Linked DNA regions of Mus musculus: all the other regions are linked to region 3. A link is a contact called in ENCODE Hi-C or POLR2A ChIA-PET data. All regions are on one chromosome and are shown on one strand. The core of a region is the stretch at or near the end of the contact, and the rest is flanking DNA. Distances in the headings are between cores, read along the strand shown.

Evidence for each region. Hi-C counts contacts between places; a loop is a spot of excess contacts on that map. ChIA-PET counts read pairs that join two places held with the same protein, here RNA polymerase II (POLR2A).
Region 1: a map of heart shows a loop between it and region 3 (2.2-fold over the local background). The contact joins the enhancer-like site here to the promoter of Ccn1 in region 3. A Hi-C loop is called at or near these places in 1 of 37 maps with a recorded cell type or tissue (heart). POLR2A ChIA-PET finds 5 or more read pairs at or near these places in 4 of 5 experiments (Patski and embryonic stem cell).
Region 2: POLR2A ChIA-PET joins it to region 3 with 13 read pairs in Patski. The contact joins the enhancer-like site here to the promoter of Ccn1 in region 3. A Hi-C loop is called at or near these places in 1 of 37 maps with a recorded cell type or tissue (left cerebral cortex). POLR2A ChIA-PET finds 5 or more read pairs at or near these places in 2 of 5 experiments (Patski and embryonic stem cell).

Annotation. Positions count from the first base shown.
Region 1 is chr3:145,883,278-145,887,164 of GRCm38, forward strand. All of the region lies in intron 4 of Ddah1 (dimethylarginine dimethylaminohydrolase 1), which reads left to right. All of the region lies in intron 1 of Gm35187 (a long non-coding RNA gene), which reads right to left. Among named protein-coding and RNA genes, the nearest start is that of Gm35187, 5.5 kb to the right of the region's middle. Within about 2 kb of position 2,279, at least 1 of the 3 ENCODE cell types and tissues checked has a DNase peak (open chromatin) inside an H3K27ac peak, as active enhancers do; it is heart, where a contact is called at or near this core.
Region 2 is chr3:145,814,944-145,818,980 of GRCm38, forward strand. The region is part of intron 1 of Ddah1 (dimethylarginine dimethylaminohydrolase 1); the gene reads left to right. Among named protein-coding and RNA genes, the nearest start is that of Ddah1, 58 kb to the left of the region's middle. Within about 2 kb of position 1,973, at least 1 of the 3 ENCODE cell types and tissues checked has a DNase peak (open chromatin) inside an H3K27ac peak, as active enhancers do.
Region 3 is chr3:145,647,843-145,651,926 of GRCm38, forward strand. Ccn1 (cellular communication network factor 1) reads right to left here and starts at 2,143. Exons shown (of 5, transcript NM_010516.2): 1 at 1,888-2,143; 2 at 1,380-1,593; 3 at 691-1,035; 4 at 355-569; 5 at 1-126. The coding sequence starts at 1,950. Gm17501 (a long non-coding RNA gene) reads left to right here and starts at 2,235. Exons shown (of 3, transcript XR_003954574.1): 1 at 2,235-3,078; 2 at 3,541-4,084.

The DNA.
Region 1 (3,887 bases), core at 1,029-3,528, 240 kb after region 3:
CTCTGACCAAGAACGATGCTTAAAGATCAGCTGCCTCCAAAACCCAAGAGATTAAATCTTTGATGGTGGGATTTAGGTTACTGGGACAGTTAATCTTGTCAACGTAGTAGGATTTAGAATCACCATGGAAACATATGTCTGGATGAATCTGAGAGTGCCTCCAGAAAGGTTTAACAGAGCAGGAAGACCCACCCTGAATGTGGGAGGCACTGATTGATAGGATCAGGTCTCAGACTGTGTGCAAAGGAGACTGGGACTGAGCACCAGCACTCACCTCCCCCTGCTGCCTGGCTTTGGGGGGAGACTGGGACTGAGCACCAGCACTCACCTCCCCCTGCTGCCTGGCTTTGGGGGGAGACTAGGACTGAGCACCAGCACTCACCTCCCCCTGCTACCTGGCTTTGGTTACACCTGAGCAGAGCTGTACCTTGCCTTCTGTGCTTTGGTTGAGAGCCAAAACCCAGCCCTTCCTTTCTGTACGTTGCTTTGTCTGCACCCAGGAGAGCAGAAAGAACGGGCTACTTCCCACGTCAGGCCACAGTTAAGGCAGAACCAGTAGACGTACGGAAACCATGATTGTGAGTGCACAGCCCTCTATGAGACGCATCACCATCCCACCAGGGTTCAGGAACAGTGAAGAGGGAGCAGGGAGACTGTGAGGAGGATGGGGACCAGTGCTGTGGGATGCTGCCTTCGGGACACAGAGCTGCGGCTGCCTGTAGGAGCTCAAGCCAGCCAGCTTCCCAGCATAGATGAGGCGAGCTCCTGGGTCCCACGGCTGGCTGAGGAGCCATTGACAGTTGATGGCTGCTCCAGAGTGAAGAGTCATTTTTCTTTGAGAGTGGCCGTTGGGAGGTAGCCCATGATCCAGTGGTTGGCTCCACACTCATGCCCATATGGGTAGCACCAATTGGATTTGGTGGGGTCTATATTTTTTCGAAATAAAGTAAAATTCGAAGAGGAGCGTGTTGGGGAAAAGGTGGAAGAGGGGTGTGGAGATGGATGTAACCAAAACACATTGTATACTACTAGGAAATCCTCAAAGAATGAGTAAAAAATATTATTTATAAAAATACACATCTGGGAGCTGGAGAGATGGCTCCGTGGTTAAGAACACTGACCACTTCCAGAGGTCCTGAGTTCAACTCCCAGCAACCACATGGTGGCTCACAATCTGTAATGGGATATGATGCCCTCTTCTGGTGGTGTGTCTGAAGACAGCTACAGTGTACTCATATATACATGTACATATATACATATACATATATGTGTATATATGTGTGTATATACGTATTACATATCTGAAGTCAGGTGGTGGTGCATGTCCTTAATCCCAGCACTTGGGAGGCAGAGGCAGGCTGATGCCTGAGTTTGAGGCCAGGCTGGTCTGCAGAGTGAATTTCCAGGACTACACAGAGAAACCCTGACTCAAAATATTAAAATAAAACAAAATAAAATAACACACATCCAAGCCAAGTGTGGTGTCACACAGCTTTATTGCCAGCACTTTACAGATGCAGACAGGTCACCGCGAGTAGAACAGCAAAAGTTATGAGATGAGAGCCTGTCTCAAAAACAAGCAAACATGGCACACAGCCGCGGACAGGAGACCTAGCTTCATGGTAGAGAGCTCGCTCGGGTTCTAATCCTCAGTACAGTCATTTATTTAACTAGAGACATGGCTCTCAGAATGTGTTCATTCCAAGCCCAGCTGTGAGAGCCCATGAAATGTGAAGCCATGTTAGCAATTTATAATATTATCCAGTTATACTGGCTGAGCCCTAAAAGGATGGCCAGGATTTGGAGACTGCCATATATTGCTAGGCTTTCAATAAAACTCCTGATGCATGATAAACCAATAAAGAGTTATTTCAGCTACCTAGTAGCAATGAGAAGTGATTGTGCGTTGGGTCCTGTATCTCTTGGTGGAGTCTATAATTACTTGCTTTTAATATTGATTTCATTTTACTGTGTTAAGATGGGTACATACATATCTATCATGGAAAGATCAATTATGAGCAAGCCAAAAATGTGCTTGGAATATTTCCTAACCATCTTTAAATGCCTTCTTTATCTCTTTGCCTCAGTATTTGACCAATTAAGCCTTAAGTTGTTCTGTCCAACCACTCGGCCCAGGATTTTTTTTTTAATGTAATTGCTGTAATACAAAGAAGGCATGAGTAAGAAGCAGAAGAATAGGGCTGCCTTCCAATCCTTTCAATGAGAAAATTCCCAGAAATGTGGGAAACAGCCGGAAATGCCTGCTTAATGTGACTGGCTGTGCATAGAGTGTCAGGCTGAAAGCCAGCGTGTTCCCACTGGTTCCCATTGCTTTGTGGCAACTCCACTCAGGGGAGCCAGGCCAGGCCCTCCAAGAAAGCAGCTTTGAGAGATCCAAGGATGCTGCTGTGGCCCCAGAGATGCCCAGAGCCCCTTTCTCTCTAGGACTGTGTGCCTTCTGGGTTAAGAAGGTGCCTGCGATAAGAGAGGTAGACTCCACCCTCCCCATGCTTGGCACCATGCTTGAATTACAGATTGTCACCTCCAGCAGGCAACACTTAGAATATCCTTGCATCTGTCTATTTGCATACCACCTGACTTGGTCCTTGTGGCTGGCCCCAAGGGGACAGGCACTCTGTGAAGCCTGTTGAGTTGGTCCAGACATCAATAGCTTCCAGACCCAATTATCACCATTCTGATTTGGTTACTCAAAGTAGAATAATAATTCCACTGACAAAAGTCAGAGACAACATTTGGAATGTAGCCTGCCTCTGAAATCTTCCCCACCCCCACCCCCCACAGGCTGGATAGCGTGGCACTTAGGTGGACTTTTCCCAGTTGAACCTGAGGCCTCTGGGGATACAGAGGAAGCTGCTCCAGGAGGAATTTGCTGACGCACAGAGAGAGTTTAGGTGCTTTCTGCTTCCGTTTTGGTGCTGGGTGCTATGACAAGCAGGAAGTTCAGTCCTTACTGCTACACAGACATTTTACCAAGAACTCTGGAACAAAGCCACTTCCTCCATCCTTCTTAAGAAAAGGAAAATCCTGGAAGTCAGCCCAGCAGTCACATTCTTGGGATGCTTAGGATCATGTTCATCTTTCCCCAAGACTGAGTGTCCAAGAAGGGAAGAGAAAGCCTGTCGGTTACTGTCACCTCTGCTTGTTCTCCGGGAGCCTGGGCCCTTTGAAGTGTTATCCTGCCAGGGTGCCCAGTGTCAGTTCATCCTTTTGGTAACACACATGCACACACCATTGCCACACAAATGCACACACATACATACACACATACACACTCACGCATCTATATGAATACACAGACACACACACACACAGAAATGCACACATATAAGAACACACCATGAAGAGTTGTGATCCCTGCACCATTCACCCGCCTCTAAACAGCAAATTCACTGTATCGTGTGTGTGTGTGTGTGTGTGTGTGTGTGTGTGTGTGTGTGTGTGTCCTGGACGCAGCTATAAGTGAATGGCAAACCATCTCACCAGTCAATAACAGCACACAGGCAATGCAAATGAACCCTTTGGACAGGAAAGGGGAGCCTGGTCCTCAGCTAACATGGCAGACATACTGCAAGTCCAAAATAATCAACCCCCTGTGTCTCTTCTATGAAAAAGAAGGGTTGCTTGTCTATTATCTACAGTTACTGTTTTAAAATCATTTAGGGAGAGAGGGAGAGAGAGAGAGAGAGAGAGAGAGAGAGAGAGAGAGAGAGAGAGAGAGAGAGAGAGAGAGAGAGACCCAGATATATGAAGCTTTTGGTTTTTGAGTGGGACAGCACTGTTCACAGCTCCATGTGTGTATATCCAGTTCATTATTAAAAGTCATTTCTTACAGCATGGTTTATAATTTGCCACAAAATGATAACAAG
Region 2 (4,037 bases), core at 723-3,222, 170 kb after region 3:
CAAGGTTACTGCTTGTGAGCCCTCTGAATTCAGGTGCACATTTTGTAATTTAGGGAAGAGTAGACTACGTTTTCCCAGCAGTCTTCTTGGATTGTTTTATTTTATTTTATTTTATTTTATTTTATTTTATTTTATTTTATTTTATTTTATTTTATTTTGATAAACAGTTCTAGTAAACCTAAGGCTTTATTGTGAAGTGGCTGAGATACAGCAATATAAGGCCCAAGTTTTTTCAGTGTCCAGGATTGGGGGAAATCCTTTGACTCCATTCCAGCACATACACAAAGATGAAGGGAGGCCACCATGTCCAACTGTTCCATTTAACAGATTGACACAGTGACAGTCTCAGTGGAATTGACCTCGGCGACTCAGCCGCCAGAGTTAGGCCAAGGTGACCTAACTCTGAATGGTATGCCCAGGTACTAAAACAGCATAATTTCATCTATGAAACTAACAAATAGAACAACTTTGGTTTTAGAATTATTTATTTTATTGAGACTGAGTCCATGCCCTAGAACTATGTAGATCAGTTTGGCTTTGAACTCACAGAAACTCACCTGTCTCTACTTCCACAGTAGGGCTGAATTAAAAGCATGCGACACCACACCCAGCAGTGATTTAGGATATTTTAAATGAAGACCCCTCCTCCTTGTCAACTTGTAAGTTTGTCTTCTGGGTCCATTTCTAGTTAGAAGTTCTATATTCGTAGTGAATACTGTAATCTGCACTTCAAAACTGCCTTAGCTACAAAGCACTGATGCTTCCCCTAAACCAGAAAAGTAAGTAAAAAGAGGACAGAAGCTGGACATCTCTGCCTTTGCTCTGTATCTCTTTCTTTAACTCATCAGCAGTATTAACAGTGTCCTGTTCCAGTCCCCTAAATGTCACCTGAAGTTCTCCAGTTACTGTCCTAAACCTGCAGTCACCTTGGATTCTAGGAACGGCGGGTCAGACCTTTCTGACAAGGAACCAACCCTACCTGCCTGACCTCTGCAAGCCTCAGGTAGCAGACGGACCACTCCTCAAAGTGAGGGTAATTGTCATAGTGGTAAGGCTACATCCTGGAGCAGGGCCACTCCCTGAAGAACCAGGATAGGAAGACTGTCTGGTTATGCACAGTTCTTGCCCCTGCCCCAGTTCTAAATGTATTCCAGCCCAAATCCCATAGCAGTTCCTTGAAGATGCACTTGAGTCACTAAGCCCCACTATGCACTTCCTGGCCCCAGTGTGCCATACTGTGTGCCATATCATCATGTGCCATACTGTGTGCCATATCATGTACCATATCATTGTGTGCCATATCATGTGCCATAGTATGTGCCATATCGTCTGCCATATCATGTGCCATAGTGTGGGGGTCATACTGTGTGCCATATCATCATATGCCAAACTGTGTGCAATATCGTCTGCCATATCATGTGCCATAGCGTGTGGCATATTGTCCCATCTCCTTTCCCTATTTTTTGCCATTACTCATCTCTTTACTTGACCAGTCCGGTCTCTGAGACTCCCTAAGCCAAGACTTTGCCCTGAGGCTCCAGTGGCAGTCCTGGATACTCTCCATACTGATAGTTTCCATCCTCATGTTTACATCAAGACACTGCCTAGAGGGAACTTCAGATTCCATAGAAGAAGGGTGCGGTCCCTCGGGTCTGCCCCCACTCCACTTGTTGATCACTTCTTACATGGTTTCCGTGACCACCTACTTGGCATTTGATAATTTGTTAGACTAAATCACAGGATTTATGCTTAAACTTATCAATTCATGAGCAAGGATAGAACATAGGAATAGCTAGGGGAAAACTGACGTGTAGAACAGTATATGAGTGAGCCAGAAGTCCATGTTTTTCCTGACACACTGTCCTCCCAGTACCTCCGTCTGTTCACTAACCCTGAAACTCACCAAATCTTATCACTGAATGTTTGTTACAGAACACAATCTCTAGCTACCACCACCCTTTTCCTGGAGATCACTGGGTGAGTCTCCACATTCCAAGCCTACAATCCTCTGGTCTTCTGACCAACTGCATTTGGAAGCTGTCTAGCCCCACCCCCTCCATTCTGCCTGTTATAAATTCAAGTGCTATGGAAGGAGGCTTGTTATGAATAACAACAGACATACTTATCACTCAGGAAATCCCAGGGTCCTTAGGAGCTCTGTGCCAGCAACTGGAGGCAAAGGCCAATTTAAAAAAAATGCATATTGTAACAAGACTACTGGACTTTGTGCTCCCTGTAGCAGAAAATAACACATCTCTTGAATCCAAAAGCGGCTCAGGATCGATTAGAAGCAAGTTGAGAAGCAGTAGAGCCAGGATATGTCAAATCTTCTACTCTTTTATGTCTTCCTTTCCTCTCCCTCCAAAAACAAAAACAAAACAAAAAACCCCGAGTACACATAATAACGGGAGGCAGGGGCCCCATCTCTCTGGTCCTTTGTGCAGAGAAATGTTCAACCTCGTGGGTCAGCCACACTCATGCTGGATGGCTTGGCAGGCAGCTTCCCTTCACAAATAGGAGACAGACTCTGTTGTTGTCCCTGCTCATCAGAGCATCCTCTGCCTGACTGTTCCCAGAGCCCTGTGTGGGAAGCCTTGTGGCAGCTCAACAGAGGAAGGCGTCACTGGGCCGTTAAGTTAGCTTGCTGTGCTTGAAGATGAGGCTGTGCTAGGGAAGTAGACCTTGGCGTTTCTCCATCTTGGGACAGTTGTGGGCATGAGGTAAGAATATGTCAGGAGGACATGGTCTTTTCTTTCTGTAGAATTCATAGAAAATCAACTTGAGTTTCTTCTTCTATAAGTAATAAAGATGTTCATAAGAGATCTTCTGGGGGGAAACCTAGTTCAATTCCCAGCATCCACATGGTACTTCGAAGCTGTCTATAACTCCAGTTCTAGGGTATCCAATACCCTCACACAGACATATGTGCAGGCAAAACACTAATGCATATGAAATAAAAATAAATCAGATCATTTTTTAAAAAAAGAGGTCTTCTAGAGGTGTCAAGTTTGACTACACGTTCTTTTCACTGTTGCTGAATTATATGCCATCATTGTAAGGCAGTTTGGGATATTTTACTAATTGCCATCCCAGTGCCTGAAATTCCCTCCCACTTCCATTCCTGTTGTGGGAGCGTGGCTGATTCCTTCAGAGTATGAGCTCAGGGAATTCATCTGAGTGGGGTTGTGTCACACACTCAGCCTTGCCTCAACTATTCACTTCACACAAGCATACATCTTCTCTTTGGTACACACAGGGACAAACCTGCACACACTAAACAGTAAGGAAGCCAATGAGATGGAGCCATTGGTCTGAGCACTGAGCCACAGTCTCAGTAAAGGTGGTTCCAAGAAGAGGATTTCATGCAGCGTCCAACACAGAGCCCCACACAGCACCAGCCATCAGCCCACATCTGTCTACTGAGTGAGTGTGTAAGCCAGCAGATGAAGGCAATGCACATTTGATGTTCTGAAGTTTTGTGTGGATTGTCTGAGACTCCTAGTTAAAGACGCAATAGTAAGTAATGAACATCTGATGAACATTGGCTGGGCAGGAATCATGCTCTGTCACTGAGCTACATCCCCAGCCTCCGAGCACCTTACATACAATGTGTTTACCATCTCAGTTTTTAATGTGAATCCTACATTGAAGAAACTGAGGCTTTGAGTATAAGTAGGTTGCATGGTCGGCTAGGCAATCAGAGTATAGGATTTGAACCAAGTCATTCAATTCCAAAACACACAAACCCAACCATTTGGCTGCATAGCATCCAGGGAGTTGTATCCCTTTCATGATGTCTGGGCCAGTGAGACTCTGTATTAGGTCCAGACACTCTACATTAAAAGTCACAGATAGCATCATAGAGACAACAAAGGTGACACCTTGCTTTCTCGTATCTCAGAGAGCAGCAGCTTATCTTAGAAAGGTCATTGTGGTGGGATGTTTCCAAGTACTTCAAGAGGAGACATCTGTGGCTTCTTCCGATGAAGTTCTTCTGTAAAATGTAACCTTATCTTTATCCCGGGTCCCAGTAATGC
Region 3 (4,084 bases), core at 893-3,392:
GCAGCACCGGCCATCTACGCAGGAGCCGCAGTATTTGGGCCGGTATTTCTTGACACTGGAGCATCCTGCATAAGTAAATCTGACTGGTTCTGGGGATTTCTTGGTCTTGCTGCATTTCTTGCCCTTCTGGAAGAAAGAACAAAAGAAAGCCAAGAATGAGGATTGTTGTTTTTTTGTTTTTGTTTGTTTGTTTGTTTGGAGGTATGCTTTTAACCACTGTACATAGTGTTGGGCTTCATAAAGACAATTTCTTTTCAGATATATCATGGACTTTTCTTTTTTTCTTTTTTGAACAGAGGCTCATATCCCACCCACCTGTGGGGTCATCACGGTCAAGCCCTGAAAGAAACTTACTTTTAGGCTGCTGTACACTGGTTGTCCACAAGGACGCACTTCACAGATCCGGGTCTCTTTCACCAGGCGGCACTCTGGGTTGTCATTGGTAACTCGTGTGGAGATGCCAGTTCCGCAGCTCTTGGAGCACTGGGACCAAGACGTGGTCTGAACGATGCATTTCTGGCCATGGGCGTGCAGAGGGTTGAAAAGAACTCGCGGTTCGGTGCCAAAGACTAGAAAGATAAAGGAAATGGAAGGCTTCTTAGATGCTTGCATACACACACTGGTTTCTACAAAGTTGCAGACCAAGAAAGCATTTCTGCACAGTGTCTTAAGGACTCTATATCCACTTACCAGGAAGCCTCTTCAGTGAGCTGCCTTTTCCAATTGCGATTAACTCATTGTTTCTCGTTAACTCCACCTCCGAGGCATCGAGTCCGAGGAGGTCATCCTGGTCGTCCAGGGAGTCCTTAATGCTGTCTTCATCACAAACCCACTCTTCACAGCACTGCCCGCTGACTTTCACCAGCCGGGGGTTGGGACAGCCCAGATTGGGGAGAGACAGTTCTTGGGGACACAGAGGAATGCAGCCCACGGCGCCATCAATACATGTGCACTGGTGTTTACAGTTGGGCTGGAAGCTTTCCCCGTTTTGGTAGATTCTGGAGTTATATTCACAGGGTCTGCCTTCTGACTGAGCTGCAAAGACGACCAAAAGAGAGAGAGGAGAAGGTTAAGATTCGCCGCCACAGGCTGAAACTCATACATATTTTCCGCTGTTCAATTCAATGTATGGTAAAGTTCCCTACAGTTCCCCCGAGACTCCAGAGCTGAACAATAAGTTAGTCAGGAATCACTTTTCCGTATGCGCTTTTCGTTGGGCCCAGACACTCTGAATTGCATTCCAGACTGCTGAAATCATGTGCCTTTCTGCCAAGCTACCATCAACAAAGCGTCCACCATACATGGTCTCAAAATTACTAAACTTCTGGACTATGGGGACTATTATTTTTTTTAAAGGGGCCAAACCACAAGCCTCTTACCTCTGCAGATCCCTTTCAGAGCGGTGGAGCTGGCGCCGAAATTGCATTCCAACCCCTTGGTGTGGTCGCAGGGCTGAGTTTTGCTGCAGTCCTCGTTGAGTTGTTTAGCGCAGACCTTACAGCAGCCGCAGCCGTCCCGGACCAACCCGACTCCCGGGGCGCACTTGGGTGCCTCCAGAGGGCAGTGGCAGGCGGCGGGGCAGGTGGAGAGCGCCTGCAAGAGGGAGAAGCGCGTGAGATTGCTTTGCATTGCTCGGGGAGGCACGTAAACTGCCCTGAGCCTAGGTCTGGCTGTGGGGCTCCGTCCACCAGAAGTGTCTCGATCGCGTCCCGGCAGCCTGACCACCCCAGCGGCTGCGTCCCAGGAAGAGGCCCCCTGGGCATAAAGCAACAGCTACCTCCGAACTTTTCAGTCTAACTTTCCCTGCGGTGAAAGATCATGGCCCGGGGAAAGGAATCGATGAGGGCAGACCGGGAAGCAGTGGTTAAAAAAAAAAATCCAACTCACCAGTCTGGTCAAGTGGAGAAGGGTGACGGCGACAGCGAGCGTCCTGAAGGTGCTGGAGCTCATTGTGGCGCGCAGGAGGAACCGGGGCGAGCGCGGCGACACAGAACCAACAAGCCGGCGAGCAGCGGGATCAAATGCGCCCGGAGTGCGGTGAGGCGAGGGCCGAGGCGGCGGGTGTCCTTCTCTCGAGGTGCTGGCGGAGGAGGCGCAGAGATTGCAGGCGCTTCTCTGGGGCGCTCTCGCTCACGGTCTGCCCCAGCGCCGGGAGCCCGCCCTTTATAATGCCTGCCTAGGCGCCGCGTGTTGCAGTGACGTAGCTCTGTCGGCGCGTTCTAGAATTCTCAAACATCTCAGGAATGTTGGTTGGCGCGGGCTGCTGCCAAGCACCTCCCCTGGCTCCGTTGCACCTTTTCCCCCCTCTTCTCAGATCCATCAGAGAGAAAAAAAAGTTCGTTTTTTTCCACTTTAAATAACAACTTCCTTTGGGGAGGGCGGGATGCTTGGGGCGCGAGGGTGATGATTTTGATTGAAGAGGGTATATGGGGGGGGGGGGCGTGGTGTATGTGTTGGTGTGAACCCTTCAGATCTTTGCCTAGACATGGGAGGGCGGGAGACAGAGGAACAAAAGTGGTTTTGTTTGGTGATGCCTACCGGGAAAGGCAGCGAGCTGTTTGCTTGTTTACAACCAAGGTGAGAGTAAAGTTATCTACTGAGAGTCCAAAGGGGAGGGGGAGTTGGTTTCTAAGCCAGGGATCTATTTGTGGACTTCAAAGAGGCATGCTCGGATCAAGTCCCAAAGCTTTGGCATGATGTTTATTAGCCAAGAGAAGTGTATTGCAAATTAATACCCGGAGTGGCATTTATGAATGGGGGGGGGGAGGGAAGCTTCCCTCTTCGCTGGCATATTTCCAGCCAGAGGTCTTCCCTCATCCCTCCCCCTTTTTTTTGGTATGTTGTACTTGTTTGTTTTTGGAGGTTCCCAGTTTTAGTTCCAGCCCACTGCCTGCATTGGAAATCCAAGAGGAAACGAGTGCAGAGTTCTCCCGGAGCCTGACGTCCACTTCCTCACGGATGCCGGAGGCCGGGTCAACCCTCCTGGCCTCTCTCCCTGGACTGGCGGCGGTGGAAACTGAGCAGCCAAAGCAGAAGCGGAGGAGACCACCGTGGAGTGACTTGTCCTGAAATCACCAGGTGCAAAAGCTACCGGGACAAAACAGATTCTAACAGGACCATTGTGCCCTGTGGATAGCTGGAAAAAAGACTCGGGGTGTTTGCAGACACCCTCCCCCACCGCCCCCTATGTGTCTCGCTGTGTGTATTTGTTTGCCCCCCCCCCGTGTGTGTGAGTGTGTGTGTGTGTGTGTGTGTGTGTGTGTGTGTGTCTGGGCCCGTCCATGTGTTTAACTCCTTTGTTTTGGATCACTTAGAAGCCTTCTTTTTCAAGGGTAGTGCAGTGGCTCCCTCCAAGTTCCGAGACATGAGGGATTTAGAAGGCAACACTGTAATAGAGGAAGTTGGGTTTTAAGATCTTATTAAACATACAACTGAAGACACCCCTCCCACACAAGACCCTATTTGGGGTTATTAATGCCATTCATAAACTGGGATAGCTTTTCTTCATTTTTAATATTTAGGGCCTCTCTGCCTTTGCAGCTTCGCGATCTTGCTTAAGAGAGCCTCCTGCGTTGCCTGTTCTATGAATGACTCCAGTGAGAAGGAGAGGCTGTTGCGCACACTCCAGTGAAGACAGCTGTTACTGGAAAGAGTTAAGTTCATTCATTCAAAAGCGCCCTTTCGTAAGTCCTGGAGGAATTTGCTAGAGGCGGTAGGTTCTCCAAGGCTTTCTGGGGGTGGGGACTTTTAAAGACAATGGGTTGTCAAGTGTTATGCAAATAATGAAAGCAAAGCCTAGGCCTGGTCCCCTCGGCTGGCCGATTTATTAGAGAACAGTTCCTCCTGCGCACAGTTCATTGTTTCCATCTTAGGGAAGCTCGGGAGGGTAGGGGGTGAGGGTGGAGAAGGCAAGGAACAGGGTAGAAGGAGGCGCTGGAGAAACAGAATGGAGAGGAGGGTTCCTGGCTTCTGTTGTGGCGTCTTTTCTATTTGACTTCATGGTTGTAAGTATTTCCAGATGGTGAATCAGACACCAGACGTAACAATATTTCCATATTTGGGTATAGCAGTAGCCTGCGTTTTT